Regions from separate parts of the Homo sapiens genome. Here region 1 is linked to region 2. Evidence: chromatin loops called from intact Hi-C (ENCODE). Cell type or tissue: ascending aorta. All regions are shown on one strand. Each heading gives the region's core, and the rest is flanking DNA. Links, peaks and the distances in the headings are about the cores only.

The links. A loop is a pair of places that touch in the nucleus more often than their neighbours do. Peaks named below come from ENCODE experiments on the same cell type or tissue, not always from the same donor. Only the 100,000 strongest peaks of a DNase experiment are listed, where the experiment ranks them.
Region 1: it touches region 2 in a loop (2.7-fold over the local background); 1 of 110 quality-filtered maps calls a loop at or near these places.

Annotation. Positions count from the first base shown.
Region 1 is chr11:76,772,149-76,777,148 of GRCh38, forward strand. No RefSeq gene overlaps it. Among named protein-coding and RNA genes, the nearest start is that of TSKU-AS1, 8.4 kb to the right of the region's middle. In ascending aorta, for the core only: no CTCF peak of the experiment used is centred there; DNase peaks (open chromatin) are centred at 626 and 2,013; H3K27ac peaks cover 3,086 bases.
Region 2 is chr11:76,608,596-76,614,983 of GRCh38, forward strand. All of the region lies in intron 4 of LINC02757 (long intergenic non-protein coding RNA 2757), which reads right to left. Among named protein-coding and RNA genes, the nearest start is that of LINC02757, 19 kb to the right of the region's middle. RefSeq lists an enhancer at 197-895. In ascending aorta, for the core only: a CTCF peak has its summit at 2,616; a DNase peak (open chromatin) is centred at 2,394; H3K27ac peaks cover 4,203 bases.

The sequences.
Region 1 (5,000 bases), core at 1-5,000, 160 kb after region 2:
TTTCTTCATTTTACAGAAAAGGAAATAGTCTTTAAGGGACTCGCCAGGAAGTGGCAAAGCCAAGATTTAAACCCTGTGAGAGGTCACAGCTGGAGATACAGATTTGCAGTTTTTCTGCATCAGGAAACAACTGAATGTGGGGGAGGAGGGAGTGGTCCCAGAAAACTTCCCATTGTAAACTGTTAGTGGGATGTGAAATCTATTTACAGAGACATGACCACCATTGCTATTCCTAATGGAATAGAATGGAGTAGAAAGGAAAATACCAGTCCATATTACACACAGCAAGGGTAAGTACTATCTGCCAAGCTTGTATATATATCCCCAGTTGTGTGATAACATGTGTATCTTACTATGGACTAACTTTTTAAAAAAATCTGAAAATCTCTTAATGGAACTTGTTTGCTTAGGGCCAGGACTGATTCTAATGTGCTCTGAAGTAACCTTCTGTGGGGTAACATTCTGAAGTTCTGTTTGTCTTGGGACAGAAGGTAATAAATTGAGCACAGAGCCCTTTGCACACAATAACGTAATCACGCAACAACCCAAGCATGATAACAAAGTTCCCCGGAGTTTACTTGCCCTCAGAACGCTCGACCTAGTCAAGAGGCTTCTGGGTCACGGTGACATCTTCCCCTACAGGGGGTCAGAGGACTTTGTCAGCTGAAATCATCCTGCAAATACGTTGTTATTAATAAGATATTCTTGCTCGGGTCAGTTGGTGGCAAAAATAGGACTGGAATCATGTGTCCTGCCCTGACCTCCAGTCGGGGGCTCTGTGCCTGCCGTGGTGCTAAGACACAGGGAGATGATGAGCAAGGGAGAAACGGCAGGGTCTGCATGATTGGCAAGGGCCAACAGGCCAAAGGGAGGGAGAGAGACCAACAGAGGACAGACAGAGCAGGGAGGGGATGTGTCCACAGGCCTGTGTGGGGACAGAGGGGAAGGCAAGAGAGAATTGCCAGGCCTCTTGGAGGAGACCAACAGGCTAACAGAAGGACACAAGGGCCCCCAATGCTTGCCCTCCCTCCCTGGGTCCCCTCCACCGGGACTCCCTCAGATGAGCACCTGACAATGGAGAGACCATCTGTGGCTCCAATGCATGTGGCACCAAGGCCTGTCACCTCAGCCTACCCACAAGACTCCACGTCCCGAGAATTGCTCCCCTTCTTTCAGACCTATCCCTCCCTGGGCTCCTTATCCCCTGTACCCAGCCACGCTGAACCACTTATAGCTCCACACCCTCTAGTCTGGTCTTTGATCATGCTTCTCCTTCTGCCTAGAAGGCCCTTAACTTCTTCACTAAGCCCACACTCCCAGCCCTCTGTGCCCAGAAGGACTTTCTCAGCCAGGCCCTCCCTCAGGACACTTTGCCTGATGGCTGTGGCCGGCACTGGGTCTTTCTCTGCTCCAAATGCTCTGCACAGATTTCTAGTGGGCATCCAAAACTCTTCAGGACTAAGGTATGTCTGTGTCAGTGTGCCCACCCCAACTGTAGGCTCCTGGAGCCCAGTGCAAGATTCAATATGTGTCAGAGGTTCAGCAGGTAAACATTTGTTGGATGGATGGATGGACAGATAGAGAGTAAAGACAGGAGGACACATGGATGGAAGGATAGGACAGGCGAGAGGGAATACACAGTGATGTGTGCCATGTAGAGAAGTAAACAGAGCTCTTGACTGGGAGTCTAGAAGCTTTCCTGCTCATTAGCTCTGTGACCTTGGACAAGTCACTCTCTCTCTCTGCACCTCAGTCTCCCACCTGTAAAATGAGAAAGGTGTTGAGGTTAAATGCCTGATATCTGATCCCCAAGGCCTTCCAGCTCCCATGCTGATTTCATGGTGCCTGGAGCATCACATCCTGTCAGAACTTGCAAGTCAGCTTAGCTCCCGGATGTAGGGATAGGGGAAGAGGTTTCAGGGTCAGAGGAAACCTGGAAGCAAAGCTGGGTAAGGGCAGTGCCTCTAGTGCAAACCTGGCCTTCTGGAAGGAGACCAGCTCTGGCAGCTGCTCAGGAGACAATTTGTTCCTGGCCTCCTCCCACCACCACCAAACTGGGAAATTTGGAAGGAGGGCTTGGCAGATTTAACCTAACAGCCTACTGCCTCTTTACAGGCCACAGTCTCCTGCCCACAGAGCGGACCAGAGATCCACACATGGCTCCAAATGAGGGAGCCTCCTTCTCTATTGTGTCCCCTCCCCCAACCAAGGGCCAAAGCCACCTTCCATTTTTTTCCTCTTTGTGCCTTCCAAGCCTCCCACATCTCACACTGTGCTCTCCTGGGCCCTACAAACTGGCTCCTGCCTCAGTTTCCCTGTCCAGTTTCTTTTGTTGTTGTTTAGTTTTTTTTTCTGTGGTAACATGTAACGTAAAATTTGCTGTCTTAACTATTTTAAGTGTATAGTTCAGTGGTATTAAATACATTCATAATGTTATGCTACCACCAACACTGTCCAGCTCCAAAATTCTTTTCATATTGTAAAACTGAAACACTTTACTCATTAAGTGTACGTCTATTAGATCTGGTTGGTTTATTCCTTACTTATCTTCTGTCTGGTTGTTCTATCCATTATTGAGAGTGGGGTATTGAAATCTCCAACTATTATTATAGAACTGTTCATTTTCCCCTTCAATTCTGTCAGTTTTTTGCTTACATTTTGATGGTCTGTTACTAGGTGCATAAATGCTGATAATGTCTTCTTGCGATATTGAAACTTTTGTTTTTTTCCTGAGAGAGGGTCTCACTCTGTCACCCAGGCTGGAGTGCGGTGGTGTGATCTCGGTTCACTGCAACCTCCATTTCCTGGGCTTGAGCGATCTTCCGGCCTCAGCCTCTGGAGTAGCTGGGACTACAGGCGTGAGCCACCATGCCCAGCTAATTTTTGCATTTTTTGTAGAGACAGGATTTTGCCATGTTGCCCAGGCTGGTCTCAAATTCCTGAGCTCAAAGCAATCCATCTGCCTTGGCCTCCCAAAGTGTTGGGATTACAGGCATCAGCCACTGCACTCAGCTGAACCTCTTATATAAAGTCCTTCTTTGTCTCTTATAAACTTTGTGTAAAGACTATTTTGTCTGATTAATATAGCCACCTCTGCTCTCTTTTGGTTACTATTTAGTTGAAATATAGTTTTCCATCCTTTCACTTTCAATCTATTTATGTTTTTACAAGTATCTAAAGTGAGTCTGTTGTAGAGAACAGATAGTTGAATCATGCATTTTTATCCATTCTGCCAATCTCTGTCTTGACTGGAAAGTTTAGTTCATTTACAATTAAAGTAATTACTGATAAGAGGGATTTGCTTCTATTATTTGCAATTTGTCTTCTATATTCCTTATAAAGGATTTTTGTTTGTTTTTTGTTTCTGGTTTTTTTTTTGTTTGTTTTTTTGAGATGGAGTTTTGCTCCTATTGTCCAGGCTAGAGTGCAATGGCGCGATCATAGCTCACTGTATCCTCCACCTCTTGGGTTTAAGTGATTCTCCCGCCTCAGCCTCCCTAGTAGCTGGGATTACAGGTGCCTGCCACCATGCCTGGCTAATTTCTGTATTTTTAGTAGAGAGAGAGTTTCACCATGTTGGCCAGGCTGGTCTTGAACTCCTGACCTTAGGTTCACCTAAGGTCACCTTAGGTCACCGAGCACCACCTGCTCGGCCTCCCAAAGTGCTGGGATTACAGGCATGAGCCACTGTGCCCGGTCAACAGAGGTTTTGTACATTTCCTACAACACCGTCCTCTTATGTTTAGCTTTTTTTTTTTGTAATAAGACATTTCAATTCTTTTCTCATTTCCTTCTGTATATATTCTATAGCTTTTTTCTTGTTGTTAACATGGGGATTATATTTAACATCCGAAAGTTATAACACTATAATTTAAATCTGTACCAATTGAACTTCAATAACATACACAAACTCTGTTTATTTTATTTTATTTTTTAGAGACAGGATCTCACTATGTTGACCAGGCTGGTGTTTAAATCCTGGCCTCAAGTGATCCTCCCATCTCGGCCTCCCAAAATGCTGGGATTAGAGGCATGAGCCACCATGCCCAGCCCACAAATTCTGTTTCTTTAACATATTCCATCCCCAGGCCTTTTTGTTGTTGTTGTCACAGAATTATATCTTTATTCATTGTGTGCCCCAAACCACAAACTAATAATTCTTTTAAATAATTAGCCTCTTAAGTTATGTAGAAAACAAAAAGTGGAGTTACAAACCATTTTTGTAATTGCCTACATATTTATCTTTTTTGAGACCTTCATTTCTTCAAATGTCTTTGTGTCCCTGTCTAGTGTCCTTTTATTTCACCTGCAGGACTCCCTTGAGTATTTATTGTAGAGCAGGTCTAATGGTAAACTCTTTCAGCTTTTGTTTATCTGGGAATGTCTTAATTTCTTCCTCACTTTTAAAGGATGGTTTTGCCAAATATAGGATTCTTGATTGACAGTTTTTTTCTTTTTCTTTTAACACTTTATCATCCCACTGCCTTCTGGCCTCCAAAGTTTCTGATGAGAAATCTGCTGACAGTCTTATTGAGGATCCCTTGTATACGATAAGTCACTTCTCTCTTGCTGCTTTCGAGATTCTGTGTCTTTGGCTTTTGACAGTTTGATTATAATGAGTCTCAGTGTGGGTCTGAGTTTATCTGACTTGGAGTTGGCTGAGCTTCTTGGATGTTTACGTATTTCATCTAATTTCAGATGTTTTCAGCCATTATTTCTTCAAATATTCTCTCCGCTCCTTTCTTTCTCTTCTTCTAAGACTCTCACAAAGCATATGTTGGTCCATTTGATGGTATCCCATAGGTCGCTTAGGTGCTGTTCATGTTTCTTCAATCTTTTTTCTTTATGTTCCTTAAACTCGACCATTTTTATTGTCCTATCTTCAAATTTGTGGATTCCTTCTTTTGCCCCCTCAAATCTGTCTGAATCCCTCTGGTAAATTCTTCATTTCAGTTATTGTACTTTATGGCTCCAGAATTTCTTTTTGGCTTATTTTTAGG
Region 2 (6,388 bases), core at 627-5,626:
ACACAGGGTGCTGATTGGTGTGTTCACAAACCTTGAGCTAGATGCAGAGTGCCGATTGGTGTATTTACAATCCTTGAGCTAGACATAAAGGTTCTCCAAGGCCCCACCAGAGCAGCTAGATACAGAGTGTCGACTGGTGCACTCACAAACCTTGAGCTAAACACAGGGTGCTGACTGGTGTATTTACAATCCCTGAGCTAGATAGAAAGACTCTCCACATCCTCACCAGAGCAGCTAGATACAGAGTGTCGATTGGTGCACTCACAAACCCTGAGCTAAACACAGGGTGCTGATTGGTGTATTTACAATCCCTGAGCTAGATATAAAGACTCTCCACGTCCCCACCAGACTCAGGAGCCCAGCTGGCTTCACCTAGTGGATCCTGCACCAGGGCTGCAGGTGGAGCTGCCTGCCAGTCACGTGCTGTGTGCTCGCATTCCTCAGCCCTTGGGTGGTCGATGGGACTGGGCGCCGTGGAGCAGGGAGTGATGCTCGTTGGGGAGGCTCGGGCTGCACAGGAGCCCATGGAGTGGGTGGGAGGCTCAGGCATGGCAGGCTGCAGGTCCCGAGCCCTGCCCCGCAGGAAGGCAACTAAGGCTCGGTGAGAAATCGAGTGCAGCACCGGTGGGCTGGCACTGCTGGGGGACCCAGTACACCCTCCGCAGCCACTGGCCCGGGTGCTAAGTCCCTCATTGCCCGGGGCCAGCAGGGCTGGCCGGCTACTCCGAGTGCCGGGCCTGCCAAGCCCACGCCCACCCGGAACTCCAGCTGGCCCGCAAGCGCCGCACGCAGCCCTGGTTCCCGCTCGCACCTCTCCCTCCACACCTCCCTGCAAGCTGAGGGAGTGGGCTCCAGCCTTGGCCAGCCCATAAAGGGGCTCCCACAGTGCAGCGGCGGGCCAAAGGGCTCCTCAAGTGCCGCCAAAGTGGGAGCCCAGGCAGAGGAGGCGCCGAGAGCGAGCGAGGGCTGTGAGGACTGCCAGCACGCTGTCACCTCTCAATTTGTGCTCTTTGTTGTATCCCAGTGCCTAGAATACTGCTAGAATAAATACCATTCTTGGTTTAATGAAACATACAGTCTGGTTAAGATGGCCTCCTGCAGTTCTCTTTAAATGGTAAAACTCCTAGAAGATCTACGGAAAGGAGAGAGGGCCCACTGGGGAATCCGTCGGGGTTCATTGGCCTGGTGAGCTTTGAACATCCTCTGGATTCATCAGGAACTGGCTTTTCCGTGTTCTGGAATGCCTCTGCTGAGATTTCCTATTGTCCTGCTGGGATCCTGGTGGTCTCTGCAGAACCCCTGGGCCTGGGCCCTGCTGAAGTAAACAACACGGAAATGCTGTGGTTGGGATGTTTTGTTCCAGTTGCCAAGACTTGTGGGCTGAGAGCTCCCGCTGAGACAAAACAGAGGAACCTGAACCAGATGGATGGCAGCTTCCCCACTTGCAGGAGAGGGAGGCCTCCTTGCACGGGAGGCTGCCCTGCTGGTTTGGAAGCCAGCCTTGCCACAGTGCCCCATCCCGTTGGCAGCAGTCAGGAACCCCACTCAGGAGCCTACACCTGCCTCAGAGGCAACTGACTTTTTGGGGAAGGATAGGGCAGGGAGAGGGGACCACACCATCAATAGCTCCAGGTTCAGGGCGAGTTCCCTTTACCAAAATGCTCTTATTCCCCCCAAATGGTGAATCAGAGGCTCAGACCCCTGGGAGAGCCCACTGAGATCATGAAATAGAATCCCATTTCATGGCCAGGAAAACTGAGGGCCAGATAGGGAAGTGACATCCTCAGAATCACACAGCAAGCTGAGGCTAGGGCCTCATCTGCCAACCATCGACCTGGGGGCTTTTTGAACCAAGTAAAGTTACAGGATGGACAAGCTTGAACCAGGGACAGAAAGCACTGAAGCATGGCCACTTACGCATGGGCCCACAGCACCAGAGGCCTTCACGGCCAAGGCGGCCTTTGACTCTTCATAGATGGGCTGGATTTCAACAGATGAAGAAGGCATTCCTGGGTGGGTGGGTTGAGGGGAGAATGGGTTATGTCATTTCAGATGTGGAGAGTTTGTTTGGGGCATGATGTGGAGCAGTGTGGCTATTGTTCAGGTTGAGTGTGTAGGGTGGGGGAGAAGTGGGAGATGAGGCTCAGGCCTTATTTTGACAGTCAGTGGTTACCCTGATGCACATTGGAATAATGTGGGACCAGTGACTTAATGCTTGGAGGGGATCAGGGAACACAGGAGTGTACCTGGAAGGTTTCCATCCAGACCATCCCCTGCCCTTCTCCCTCCGCTCGCCTTGCCCCTCACCCGGGCAGCGCTGTCCCTGAACACAGGTGGCTGCCTCTCCTTGCCAAGTGCTGATGCTATTTTAGGATGCAGAACCTGCCAGCTGAGTAGGGCTCCACCTCCTGCAGGGATGCTGGTGGGTGGGGGAGGGGGTGGCTGGGAAGCAGGAGCAGGGCCTGGGAAAACAGGCCATCAAAGCTGCTGGGCAATTCCCTCCGGCCATGGAGAGGAGAGGGCTGCAGGGTCACAACAGATGGCTAAATATAGAGACACTCGGAGGTGGAAGTGGTTCCTGCCACCCGCAGGGGGCCGTCCAGTTCCTTCTCATGGGGCAGGGAACCAGTGTGTTTGTGAGACTGAGCCCCAAGTGCTGGCCCAGCCTGAGGCTGGATCAGGCACTTGGAGGACCTCAGTCTGGATTTGGTGTCAGATATTTATCTACAGCTGGGGTCATGGCTTGTGTTACCCACTGTATTATTCCATTCATTATCTATTAGGCTCTGACTCTGGGCTAGGACTTGTGATTGGAGCTCTGGCTCAGAGGTCCCTGCTCTTAGGAACAGATGCTTTCCTGGGAAGATAAACTTGTAAATGGCCAACCGTCTGTGGGTAAATGCGATAAGGACTCACCTAGAGCATCAACATCCAGCCACTAGAATGCAAGCTCCCTGAAGGAGGGATTTTTGTATGATTGCTTCACTGCTATATACCCAGCAACCCCTAGATCAGTGCCTGGCACATAATAGGCCCTCAATAATATCTGTTAACTAGCAGAATGAATGGCTCCACCCAGAGAATCTGAGCAGGCTTTATGAAGGGGTGGCCTGGGGCTGGCTCTTGAAGAAAGTATAGAATCTTGAGCTAATCCATCGGGATGAGCCTATCAGACAAACATAGCTGCATTGCAAAGACACGAGAATGTGTGATGTATTCAGGAACATTAGACTTAGTTTTACGTAAGCGCCAAGGTGGAAGGAAGACTGGAACAGATCCCAAGGGGCTGTGAATGTGGCCAAAAACCCTATTATATACCCTAGAGGTGTCCAAAATGGGGTGCAAAGTGATCCATTCATATAGAAAAAACATTCTAGAACTTTTTTTTGTGTGACAGGATCTTGTTCTGTTGTGCAGGCTGAAGTGCAGTGGCACCATCTTGGCTCACTGCAGCCTCAACCTCCCAGGTTCAAGCAATCCTCCTGCCTCAGCTCCTCAAGTAGCTGGAATTACAGGAATGTGCCACCATGCCCAGCTAGTTTTTTTTTTTTTTTTTTAGTAGAAGCAGGGTTTTGCCATGTTGCCCAAGCTGGTCTTGAACTCCTGAGCTCAAGCAATCTGCACATCTCAACCTCCCAAAATGCCATGATTACAGGTGTGAGTCACAGCCTGGCCGAAAATTCTAGAACTTCTATTTATATTTTACCTTCTAAAAAAAGGAAGAAAAATTCAAGCTCTACTAATATTTATTAAGTAGGCTGACATTGGTGCCCTCACCTTGTTCACACCATAGTAGGTCATATGTCCAGCATGGGTTTGGCTGACCATGACGTTGCCATCCCACTGCAACACCTTCAGTGAGCCTGCCACAGGATGTCATCGAGGCACTTCATTTTATAAAAACAGTCATTAAATCATAGCATCTTATCAAAGCGTCTTAACAGAATAAGTGGCTGCAAAAACCTTTTGTACCATACAGAAACTTGCTGGTTATCTCACAGCAAAATACTTAAAAGAGTTATACCTTGAAGATGAGCTTTGCCTTTTTTTCCTTCCTTCCTTCCTTCCTTCCTCTCTCTCTTTCTTTCCTCTTTCCTTTTCTTTATTTTTTTATTTTATTTTTTTTCATTTTTGAGACGGTCTCGCTTTATCACCTAGGCTAGAGTGCAGTGGTGCCATCCCAGCTCACTGCAACCTCTGCCTCTCGGGTTCAAGCAATTCTTCTGCCTCGGCGTCCTGAGTAGCTGGGATTCTGGCTAATTTTTATATTTTTAGTAGAGATAGGGTTTTGCCATTTTGGCCAGGCTGGTCTCGAACTCCTGACCTCAAGTGATCCACCTGCCTCAGCCTCTCAAAGTGCTGGGATTACAGGTGTGAGCCACGGCACCTGGCAGAAATTTGCCTTTTTCTTCTACGAAAAGACAAATGATCCAAATGTGCTGGCTCCTTCTGTGACAATTAGGGGATGCTATCCAGCAGATGCTAAAATGAATGAATACATAGCAGAGGTAAAGGTGACATTTTAAGATTGAATAAGAAAGTAACTGCTTTGGAAACAAAGTCACCCTATAGGGAGAACACTTTGCTGAATAAAATCTTGAGATGATTTTGTTGCTGAAGTTCAGTGTGTTTTGAACTCATTTGTCAAAAATATTAAAAAGTAACACCTTCGGGAGGCGGAGTTTGCAGTGAGCCGAGATTGTGCCACTGCGCTCCAGCCTGGGCAACAAAGTGAGACTCCATCTCAAAAAAAAAAAAAAAAAAAAGTAACACCTTCAACAGGTTGGCATCAGTTAAGCCAAATTCCAACCAAAAGCCTGTGCACAGAATTGAAAATTGCACCTTGTGATTAGTAAGTGCAGTCAAGAATGCACATCCTCCACGTGGCACTTCAGCTCTTTGTGAGATATATTTTTTCAACTATAATAACCATTAAGCCAAGTGAAAAGATACATGGAATTTAGTACCAGATTCTCAAGTGAGTGTACCACTTTATTAATGCAAGATTTTATTTAAAAATGAAGCATACTTAATGGCAATTTTTAGTAATAATGTATTTAGTCAGAGCAAAAGGCTTTTTAATACCATTAAATAAAGTGAAAATAAAACTTTTAAAATTATATTATTTATTTAATCTTTCTCTCATTCTTTTTCCAGTGTCTATTATTGGCGTATGTTTTCAAATTTATCCAAGCATTTCTGTGGCAGCATATGTATATAATTTATAAATAAGCATATGCATATATTGGATTGATGGTATGCATTTTTTTTTTTTACTGATAGGAGGATGAGATTCAGCCACAGCTGAGTGTGATGGGCAAGCTAGGGAGGAGCTCAGGAGGTGAGGGCCAGGATCCACTTGAGGCCATCTCCGAAACTGGAGGCCAGGAGTCTAGAGGTTTCACAGGGACCCTCTTGGAGACTCCTATTGGGGCCAGGGGTCTACGGTCTAGAGGAGAGGCTGGGCATCAATCTGGACACAGCCCAGGAGGCAGCCAGAGCTGGGCCCAAGGTCGAAGATGAGGAAGAGTGGAGGAGGGGGTTCCAGAGGCTTTTGGGAGAAGGCAGAAGTAAGTGCAGGCTGTGGTGATGGATGGGATGAGAGGGTGAGGAGAGCATGGGAGGCACCCTTGCTGCTGCCCGAGACCCTGTAGCATGTGTGAGGGTGATGGAAGTGTCCTCACTGAGATGGGGCATGATGTGGAGGGGAAGGAGCAGTTTTCCAGGGGCAGTTCAGTTTTAGGTATGGTCTGGATCCATGCAGGGTCCCTGCTGGAGAAATCAAGAGACCAGGGGCTCAGGGAGAGAGAGAAGCCAAGGATTCAACTTCCTCTCTATTCTCCCCACAGTGTTACATGTCCCCAAAGGCACAGACAGGGCCTTCTCCTGCCCTATTCTCCTCTTACAGCCCCGCTGAGCCAGGGAGAGCTCACCATAAGTGCTCAATGCCAGCAGCCAGCTTGGGGTGGGCAAGGGCCCAGGTCCCAGGCCACAGAGCCTGAAGGTCGCCCTGGTAACAGGCCCTGTTATGATGCTTCAGGGAGCCAGGGGGCTGTTAGTCAGAGCCATGCAGGAAGGGGCCGTTATATCCCCTCCTGCCCTGGAGTCCTGGCGGGCCAAATCTGGACACGCCTGGGAGTGGTCCAAGGACTGGTCATTGTCTGGCCTGGCCCTGGCTGCCAGTCAAAGGGGACAGCTTGGTCCCACAGAGGCTCCCAGTGGGGATCTGGGTCCAAAAATCAGTCTACTGTCCATTAACAAACCATGATAGGGATGACAGGCAAATCAGACCTGATCCTCGGTAGGGGAAGAGGGGATCCTGTCTGTCACGTGAGATGGGTTATCAGAGGTGGCACCAGCACAGCTCGGGCTCAGCCTTCCAGACACG